2 separate regions of the Mus musculus genome follow, and region 2 is linked to region 1. Evidence: chromatin contacts called from ENCODE Hi-C data. All regions are on one chromosome and are shown on one strand. Each heading gives the region's core, a stretch centred on a gene start or an enhancer-like site at or near the end of the contact. The rest is flanking DNA. Distances are from core to core; before and after follow the strand shown. Region 1 has its middle 10 kb from the start of Lrfn3. Region 2 holds the start of Arhgap33 (Rho GTPase activating protein 33).

The links. Hi-C counts contacts between places; a loop is a spot of excess contacts on that map.
Region 2: a map of heart shows a loop between it and region 1 (2.5-fold over the local background). The contact joins the promoter of Arhgap33 here to the enhancer-like site in region 1. A Hi-C loop is called at or near these places in 1 of 37 maps with a recorded cell type or tissue (heart).

What each region holds. Positions count from the first base shown.
Region 1 is chr7:30,370,581-30,375,692 of GRCm38, reverse strand. No RefSeq gene overlaps it. Among named protein-coding and RNA genes, the nearest start is that of Lrfn3, 10 kb to the right of the region's middle. Within about 2 kb of position 2,017, at least 1 of the 3 ENCODE cell types and tissues checked has a DNase peak (open chromatin) inside an H3K27ac peak, as active enhancers do; it is heart, where a contact is called at or near this core.
Region 2 is chr7:30,532,318-30,537,429 of GRCm38, reverse strand. It overlaps Arhgap33 (Rho GTPase activating protein 33), which reads left to right and starts at 2,370. Exons shown (of 22, transcript NM_178252.3): 1 at 2,370-2,504; 2 at 3,218-3,327; 3 at 4,398-4,495; 4 at 4,586-4,670; 5 at 5,030-5,110. The coding sequence starts at 3,250.

The sequences.
Region 1 (5,112 bases), core at 768-3,267:
CCCAGAGTCGGGGTCCCTGAACCACTAAGGGAGCTCTTCAGGCTGCTTTAAGGAACAACATGGAGCCATTTCTCCGTCTTCATCTCCGGTTACCATGTGGACTGCATCCAGCAAGTCCAGCATCTGCTATCATAACAGGACCAATGAGCTGAAGATGGAGAGTCGCTCCCCTCCGGAGTGACAAGGATGAACATTAGCAATGAAAAGTTTAAATTGCGGGGGCGGGGGGTGGGTCCTCGAGGGCAGACCAGTAGGTAAAGTATTTGCCATGCGGGTGTGAGAACCAGGACCCATGTCAAGCTGAATGTGGTAGTGTTTGTTTGCAATCCCCTGTGCTCCTCTGAATAGGCTGGTAGAGACAGGAAAAACCCTGGGAGCTAGTATGCCATCTAGTCTGGCATACTCATTAGCAAAAAGAAAACAAACAAACCTAACCTCCCAAACCAGAGAGAGGTCACTTCAAGCTAAGTCGAAAGTGAAGACCAATTCCCGAGGTTATCTTCTGGCATCCACGTGTGTACCCTGGCACATGTGCACACACGCATGCACACACAAAGACATTCGTTTCTGTAAAACGAAAAGGAAAGAAGGAGGGGGAACAGGAAAGGTTTCCTTTCTAAAGTCTCACTGTAGTTTTATAACAACCAGGCTAACAAGACTCAAAGCCAACACTGACACTATTAACATTACAGAAAAAGGCTGGGTGGCAGTGGCACACACCTTTAGTGCCAGCGCTCCGGAGTCAGAACAGGCCTTTAATCCCAGAGCATGGGAGGCAGAAGCAAGTGGATCTCTGTGAGTCTGAGGCCAGCCTGGTCTACAGAGCAAGCTTCAGGACAGCCAGAGCTGTTACACCAAGAAATTCTATCTTGGAGGGGGCGGGGACAACAAAAAAAGAAACCCATCAAATTGGACACAGATGAGAGGGAGGGGACACTTATAGAATAAAAGACACAAAGAAACTCCCAACAAATAAAATGTACAGACTCTGGGGGGTTTTTTGTTTGTTCTGTTGTTGTTGTTTTGGTTTTTCGAGACAGGGTTTCTCTGTGTATCCTGGAACTCACTCTGTAGACCCGGCTGGCCTCGAACTCAGAAATCCACCTACCTCTGCCTCCCAAGTGCTGGGATTAAAGGTGTGTGCCACCACTGCCCGGCTGGATTATAATCTGAACAAACCAAGAATTGATAGTTTATAAAAACAATCAGAGATATTGTTAGTTTTATATGTGCTGGCTTTTTTTTTTAAGAACTCAGTGTTTTAGAGATACGTATTTATAGATGAAATTATAGGCTGTCTGGGATTTGCTTTAAACTAATTGGTTGGGGGAGGCGGAATAAATAAAACAAGATTGGCCATATGTTGATAATAATTGAGGCTGGGAGATGGGAACTTGGAGGATCGTTATATAATTCTATTTTTGTGAATAGCTAAACATTACCATAATAGGGTTTTAAAGTGGGGAGGCATGGTTGGAAAGAAAAAGAAAAGAAAGGAAAGATTTTTGTTTTGTTTTTCGTTTTTCTTACTTAGCCACGGCTCTCAGAGAAAAGACTCCCTAGCCAACATGGGACAGTTTAAACACAGGAGAGAAAGCTGGCTAAAGGGGTATTTGCAATGGTGCAAAATGCTGGTCTCTTTATTTGCTCCAGTAAGGAATGCCTTAGACTCTCCAGACTAATCAGCAATTTTGACATCTGCGATTCCTAAACCAGTACTCCGGTCTAATTTTACCGCTAAGGTCCAGTGGGATCAGCAGGCCTCTTGCGCAGCGCCACCCTCTTGGGCAAGGTGCTCGCTCAGTCTCCACATCCCCCAACCATACCCGTACATCCCATGCCTCACCCGCTCTGTGCATTTAGTGAGGCGAGCACTAAAGGGGCGAAACCAGAACAAGGTGAGGCCGAGGGTGTCTGTGATGCCTTCTGGGAAATGTAGTTCTTCCTCCACGCGGGAGCCGACACTTATCTGATAAGCAAGACTACATGTCCTACAATGCGCCGCGCTCACGGCAGCCCCATGGTGTGTTGCTGCCTCCCGGTGGCAGCTAGTTGTTAGGACCGTTAGGACCACGTTTGAAAATTCAGAAGACAGCAGTAGGGGCGGGGACAATGTTGGGAATGCAGAGTCCTCCAGGAACCTCTGGGAAGCCAGTACAGAGATGAGGCTGCGAGACCTGAGCCAAGAAAGGGTTGTAGTAATGAAATTGGAGGAGAGCCCGGTATGAGGATTAAATGAAACCAGGACAGCAACTGTTGGCTGTATGGTTGGTTATTACAGAATAAGCACTTTTCATGTGGCAAAGAACTGCTTCAGAGCTTTACACGTATTAGCTAATTTAATCCTCTCAACGGTCATTCGAGCTATTATCAAACCCTTTTACAGGAGTGAAATTGAGGTCTAGAGAAGAGGCCAGAGACATTCAGCTCGTCTGTGACAGAGCTGGGATTTGAACCCAGGCTGTCAGGCTTCAAAGTCTGTGTCCTTTTGACTACGAATATCTTACTGTCCTTTTGAGCTATTTAAAAATAAAATTATGGTGTGTGTGTGTGTGCACGCGCGCAGGATCCCCCTGTATCTGTCTCCCTAGCCCTGGAATTACCTGTGTAGTAGAATCCGAACTCAGCTCCACATGCATGCATAGCAAGTTCTTTACTCACTGAGCCATCTCCCCAGACCATTTTTAAATTATCTTGAGGTTGTCATTGGCACGAATTGACTCAAAATGGCCATTAGCTTATGAATCTCTGAGTTGGGGATTATCAATGCTCTTCCTTTCCAAATGTAGGACTTAGCCCCATCCCAAGGACAAAGTTTACAACCAACCTACATTTATAATTAGCACATGAATCCACACAGGTTCTATCCATACAAATCAGATGTCTGATTAGCGTTGGATCAGCGGTGGTTTGTGTTGGGAGCTGGAGTCATTATGATTCCATAAGCACACAGATCTGTACACAGACGCTCCTTTGCCTAGAAGCTGATTCTCTTTTGGTCTAGGTGGATTCATCCCATACAGCTTTTATCACGTCCCTGAAGCCCATCACTGTTATCATCAACAGGAAGGCCTTTCCTGATGGAATGCTTATGAGGAGTGTGGTACCTGTTTACCATCATCCCTCAGCGTTACCCTAAAGACTAGTAATGGCTAATCGCCATCATCAACTTGACTGCATTTGGAAGCCCCTGGGAGATTGGTGAAACACACTTCAGAGTGTGTCCATAAAAGCATCTTCAGAGAGAAGTGGCGGGTATTCAAGTTATCCCAAATTGAGAGCATCATTCCACAGGCTAGGAGGCCATAAAAAAGAACCAAGGTCCCAGCATTCCCCTGTTCCAGGTCACCTTCCACAAGCGCTATTCTGATCTGTCCTCTCTGTCATGGTGAACTGGACCCGCTGAAACCAAGACTCAAAATAAGTCATTCCCCCTCAAGTCCTTTCTGTACAGCGTTTTGTCACAGTGCTGGGAAACCTGCAACTAACATACCTACAAGTCAAGGCTGGCTCACTTTGTCCTCCAAGGGATCAAGTTTGAGGTCATGTACTCCAAAGGCAGATGGATAGTGAGGGTGGAACTGGAAACTTCTCCCTGGAGCAGGACTTGATTTAGCAGATGAAGGGAGATTCCCCAGCCCACTGGGGTCTGGGGATGTTTAGTGGTACCTCATGCTCTGCTTATAGACCGTGGCTGGGGTGGGGGGGGCGGGGGGGGGAGCTGGGAACAGTCTCAACTCCTTTTGTATCTCAGATAACTGTGTGACCAGTTCTCTGCAGTAAAATGTGGGCAGGAGGACAGTAGATCCCCTCTGGACAACTTGAAGAAACCAGCAACTCTCCATCCTACCCCCTCCCACCTGCCAGGTGAAACCAATCATCCTGAGCCCCAGGATATAGTAGGGTCACAATATGAATGAGTGTGGTGTGTGAGTCACCAAATGGAGGACACCAGAACACTTGTAAGAAACAAAATACGAGGGCTCAAGAGATGACTCGGGGGTCAAGAGCACTAGCTGCTCTTCCAGAGCTCCTGAGTTCAATTCCCAACACCCACATGGTGGCTCACAACCATCTGTAATGGTATCCAATGCCCTCTTCTAGTGTGTCTGAAGACAGCTACAGCGTACTCATATAAATAAAATAAATAAACCTAAAAAAATAAAAGAAACAAATTATGGCACTGGTGAGATTGGTGCAGCAGGTAGCATTTGTTGAGCAAGACTGATGGCCCAAGTTCAAACCCCAGTCCCTAATAATGGTAGACAGGGCAGCTAGATTTAACTCAGTGATAGAAGGATTGCCTGCTTGGGCTGAGCCCTGGGTTCCATCTCCAATACCACCAAAAGAAAAATGAAAATTTTCTAGGCATGGCAGTGCACATTTTTAATCCCAGTACTCAGGCAGCTGTATATCTATCTCTATGAGTTGCAGGCCAGCCTGGGCTACACTCTGAGTTCCGGGGCAGCCAGAGCTACATAATAAGACCCTGAATCAAAAGAAAAAAGCAGCTGGGATGAGAGAACCAATTCCAGAAAGTTGTTCTCTGACCTCTACGCAGGCACCAAACCATGTGTGCCCCTCCCCCCCCACTCCCCACGTGTTCACATACACAATAGTAAGTAAAGTTTAGGAAATAATAAAAGAAACACGATGTTGTATAAAGTCAGTGGAATCCAGGAAGCTGTGTTACAGCAGCTAGCATTGCGCTAATACACTGACTTTTCCCATGTGGGCCTCTGGTATCCATAAATCTTGAGTCACTGTGCTAAATGAGCCTCAGATCTCCATTGTGATATTCTGTGACGCTCCCTGCCCTCGGGGACCGGGGACCGTTAGCTGCTGTTGGTCCAGGAAGCAAAGGGAACAGAGACAAAGGGGGACGGTTGGATGGGGGTCGGGGGTTGGAAGCCCCATCAGTGCATGCGATGAATGATCATACCAGGACCAGCTTTGGGGAGTCAGATCAACTTTACTTGGGGTGATTCAAGACTTTGGGGGACTGGGAGTAGGAACATCCAGGATGGGCAAAGGTCACTGGCTGAGGGCTTGGGGTACTGAAATGTCTCATTAGCATGGCGAAGCATTTCAGGAATCTCAGGTGCCAGCTGA
Region 2 (5,112 bases), core at 1,121-3,620, 160 kb before region 1:
GTGAATTCCGGGATAGCCAGGGCTATACAGAGAAACCCTGTCTCGAATCCCCCCCCCCAAAAAAAAGAAATATTAGGTACAAATTTTGACTTTTACAAAAGGAAATGAGAAGCTGGGTGGTAGTGGCACACGCCTTTAATCCCAGCACTTGGGAGGCAGAGACAGGCGGATTTCTGAGTTCAAGGCCAGCCTAGTCTACAGAGTGAGTTCCAGGACAGCCAGGGCTACACAGAGAAACCCTGTCTCGAAAAACCATTAAAAAAAAAAAAGGAAGTGAGGAAAATTCCAGGATAGTATGGATGCAATGGTTTGTCTTTTGAAATAGGATCATTTAAGATCTAGGCTCCAACTCACTATGTAACCTAAGCCTGGCTTTGGACTGAGTCTCCTACCTTCACATCCTCAAGTGCTGGGATTACAGATGTGGGCCACCACACCCACCCAGCCTAATCTGTTTTGAAACATTCCCAAAGATGAGTTGGATGGGTGAGTAAAGCAATAAGTAGATGTAAGACAAAATGAATATAGTAAAATGTTTTAATGATAAGAGCTAGCTGGTGGATGTGTGGGTGTCAACTTTCCCTATCTTAGAACTTTTCATAAATAAAATGATGGCAACTATATATGATGAGGGTTAGGTTGAGGGTTTTTGTGTGTGTGTGTGTGTGTGTTTGGTTTGGTTTTTTAAGACAGGGTTTCTGGGATTCTTTAATCTGAGATCAATGTTGTTTTGATATATGTATGGGATTTATGAAGGGAAATGGGATAGATTTCTGACATGCAATTCTCTATGTCAGAAACAAGATAAATGTGGGTTTTCATCCTTTTGAACAAACCACACACTTGATTGAATCAATAAGGAGGTAGCTGTTTAGACACAAGGAACAATAGAAGATATTCACAATAACATCCTGATCAAGTTAAGAGGGGGCACTAGAAGGCTGCCCGAGGAAGTCACACTTAAGCTGAGATTACCTACTTGACCGAGGCCATCTTAACTGTGGCTGGGTAACAAACCACCCCCAAAACTTAGTAGCATCATCACTCATTACACTTATTCCCTCCCCCCACCCAGCACTTTCCATATTTCGCCATCCCAACTAGCTTTTCTCTCGGATGATACATATTTATATTTATTTTGTTCATTATCTTCCCCCATCAGCCTTTGATTTGGAGGTTTTAAATTTTTTTATTTAATGCATACAGGTATTTTGCCTGTGTATATGTTGGGGGTTCCATGTGTGCCTAGTGCCCACAGAGAGCATCTTCTGGACATCTTGGAGCTGTAGCTGGTGAACAGTCATGTGGGTGCTTGGAACAGGGAGTAGAAATCTGAGGACTCTGGAAGAGTAGTCAGTGCTAACTGCTGAGCCATCTCTCCAGTCCCTAATTTGGTTTGTTTGAGACAGATTTTCACTATGCAGCTCAAGCTGGCCTCAAATTCATGATTCTCCTGCACCCACTTTTCCAGTGCTGAGATTACAAACCGAAATCACCTAGTTCATACTAGCCTTTGAGCTTCCATATGGGTAAGGCTGTATTTTTTTTTTTTTTGATTATTGGTATATCCCCGAATTAAATAATCAAAGTCTTTAAAAGCCTGGACCGGGAGCGTGCTACCGAAACGAGAGGCCTGCTCAGGTCCAGATCAGTGAAAGCATCCTTCCGGAAAGGGTGTGGCTGCAATGCTTTCTAGGCACTTCTCTATCGTTTAAAAAAAGAAAAAAGACTGCACCTGGCTTTCTGAGAGGCATGAATGTCATAGCATTCCATACAGAAGCTTTTCCTAGAAAAAGATGTCAAAGGCTAGCCTCAAATAAGCGAATATAGGGAAACAAGGAAAGATGTCCAGTGAATAGGGGGAGGCCAAGTCGCACAGAGCCTAGGGTGGGGACACAGCGGGGTGTGCGAGATCAAAAAGCTTGTGGGCGGGGTCAGGATCAGGACTGACAGCGTGGGGACTGGAGGACCCGCATTTCGAAAAGGCTGCTTGTGGGGGATAGTCGTAGGCGAACCCAATGAAGCACGTCCGAGGAGCGACCGCGGGAGGAAAGGGCAGGCTGCTTAAGGAGAGAAGTGGCGGCAGCGGAGCATAAAGAATACAGGGTTTTATCTCAGGAGGGCCCTGACAGCCAATGCCAACCATCCATGGGCGTGGCGCTGTCAAACTTCGGGGGGTGGGACTGGAGAGACGGGGCGGGGATGGGGGCGGGAAGTAGAGCAGCACTCAAAGCCAATAAGCAGCCGCCTTGTGGGCGGGGCGTAGCCCTCAGGCCAAAACTGGAGCCAATGAGAAGGGCCTCCGCGTGCCCGCTGGCCCGCCCCTCATGGGGCGCGCGCCAGAGACCCCCCCGGCAGCCGTTAGGGGAGGAGCCTGCGACCGCCCGCGCGCGCCTCACGCCCTCCCCTTTGTGTCACCATGGCGGCGGAGGCGGCGGTGGCGAGGACTGCGAACGAGGGCTCGAAAGCCGCCGGGGTCTGAGGAGGCTACCGCGACCATGGTGGTGAGGGGCCCTCGGGGCCATCAGTCTGTGTGTCCGCGTGCCAGTCTGTCCGCGCGGCCCCGCCCTGCGCGCCCCGCCCCCGGCCCCGCCCGAGCCCGCGGCCTGCGCGCCGCCCCTCACCCTTCCTCGCGGTCCCCTACGGTCTCCACCTCGGTGCGGTCCTGGGTCGCGGCCCGGGCCTCGACCCCGCCCCCTCAGCGCACATTTCCTCCCTCCCCCTTCTGGGCCCTGAAAAAGGGGTGACAGTGGCGGAGGATCCGGACTTGAGAAAAGGGGGCTGGTTCAGGGAAGGACCCGCGCGCCCCATGAGGGCTTCCCCCCTGCAGGCGTCTGCCGAGGCTCCCTGGAAACCAGCCCCCACTCCAGCGCCCTCCTCAGCATCCTCATCCCCAGTCACCCTCCCGACCACCACCTCCTGCTCCCAACAGCCCCTTTCTCATTCCTGAGCCCCACCCCCATCTCACTCCATCCCCTGCCTGACCCTTTTCTTCTTCATTTTCATCCCACGCCACGCGCTCTCAATCCCTCCACCGACATCGATCTGAACCTTTATCGAAGTCTCTCCCGCCGCTTCCCGATCCTTACTCGAGGCCAACATCGCGCCTCCCGCCTCCGTTCCACTTGAGCCTTGGGGCTTCTCCATCTCCTTGTCTTCATCTCCCCTCCTCCATACTGCTCCCGCTCATTCATCCATTCATTCCCTCACTCCACAGACATTCACTGAGACCTCCTCTGTGCAGGCCCCATGCTCCAGGCACAGAAACAGTCAGATCCCATCCTGCCTTGGGGAGCTTCATGGGCTGGCAGGGGACAGACTCTGAGGGTGAGACCCAGGGATGAACTTGGGGTTGCAGGGACACGGAGGAGGGAAAAAGCCCAGTCTAGCAAATCCCCGAATCCCCATCTGGCAGCTGGTTATTTTATTCATCAGAGTTGCCCAGTCTATGCCGTGCAACTGGATTGGCACTGCGTGTCAGGGACCCAGAGAAGAATCATACATACAGTACTAACTCTGTGCTGATCTCTGTTGGGCATTGGCGGGGGTGGGGGTGAGGGTGTCAGCCTGGGGCCCTATTTCCAAAGGGAGAGATGAGTTCCTTGCAGGAAGCATCTCAGAGTGAGATGGATAAGCTCAGGTATAGTTGTGTAGTATGGGATGGAGAAAGCCCACAGGATGGGATGGAGACAATTGTCTGAAACAGCCTTAGATGGACAGAGAGGGCTTTCTGAAGGAACACACATGAGGAATGAGGAGGAGAGAACCTAGTGACGGTGTGCAAACCACATTCCAGTCTGAGGAATAGCCTTTGCAAAGGCATAGAAGGTAAATGAGAAGCTGGCACGTGTGTTCTGAAAAGTTCAGAGCTCTGAGAATTGGGGCAGCAGGGGAGAGACAGGACTGGAGTGGCAAACGGAACCCAGCTCAAGGAAGCTTGGCTCTCAGACCTGAGAAGTCCAACCTCATCTAGAATTCCTGAGAGTCACGGAAGCAGGAAAACCAATCACATTTGTACTTTGTGGAAAGCATCATGCCAGGAGGGGGAAAGATTGGGAACAGAAGACTGAGATGTGGACAGTGGCAAGTGACCGTACCCTTGCTGTATGGTTGCTACAGAAGGGTCTTAAACACGCACAGACAGGATCGGCATGCCCTCGCTCCTGTTGCCTGCTCACCCTTGGTCCCTGCACCTCCAGTCCTTCCTCCCAGACCACACAGGAAGAAACAGGCTGACTCCAGCCCAGCACTCATCTCCTGCTGACCTGCCCTTTTACCCCACGCTGCAGGACAGTGTGGAGAGCCTCCTGGCCCAAGGCCCAAGCTTGCAGATAACAATGCTCCTGTTGTTCCCGCTCCCATCTCTGGGGGCCTCTGATTCTCTCTCTGCTCTACAGGCCCGCAGCACTGACAGCCTGGATGGCCCAGGGGAGGGCTCAGTGCAGCCCGTACCCACTACTGGGGGGCCGGGTACAAAGGGGAAGCCTGGGAAGAGGTGAGAGGATGCCAGAGGGTTTAGCTGAGGGAGGAGGGAAGCCCCAGGAGATGATATTTTGTTGTGGATGATATTTTGCTTGTCTTCCAGGCTCTCAGCTCCTCGAGGCCCTTTCCCCCGGCTGGCTGACTGTGCCCATTTCCACTATGAGAATGTTGACTTTGGCCACATTCAGGTATGCGAACTTGTGCTCAGGCAGGGAGGTGAACTGCTAGCAGCCACTATACCCCAGAAGCCCATCCCTGAGCCCTGGCCACCTGCATGCTCGAGCAGACACTTGCAGAAAGCCAAGGTCCCAGCTGGCCGGGAGGCACTGCTTCATCCCTTTATTTTTCTATTTATTCCTCCACACCAGGGTTCTGATAGGCTCTGCTCTGTGACAAGACTCTCTACCCAGACAGTGACACCGTCACGCCCTGTCCTTGAGGAGGCCCAATGGGGAACACGGATTTACCCCTAGATAGTCTCAGCCAAGAAAGGTTAGGTCTGGAACAAAACTAAAGCCCTCCTTTTGGTTTCTGTTTCCTTCTGCAGCTCCTGCTGTCTCCAGAGCGTGAGGGCCCCAGCCTCTCTGGAGAAAATGAGCTGGTCTTTGGGGTACAGGTGACCTGTCAGGT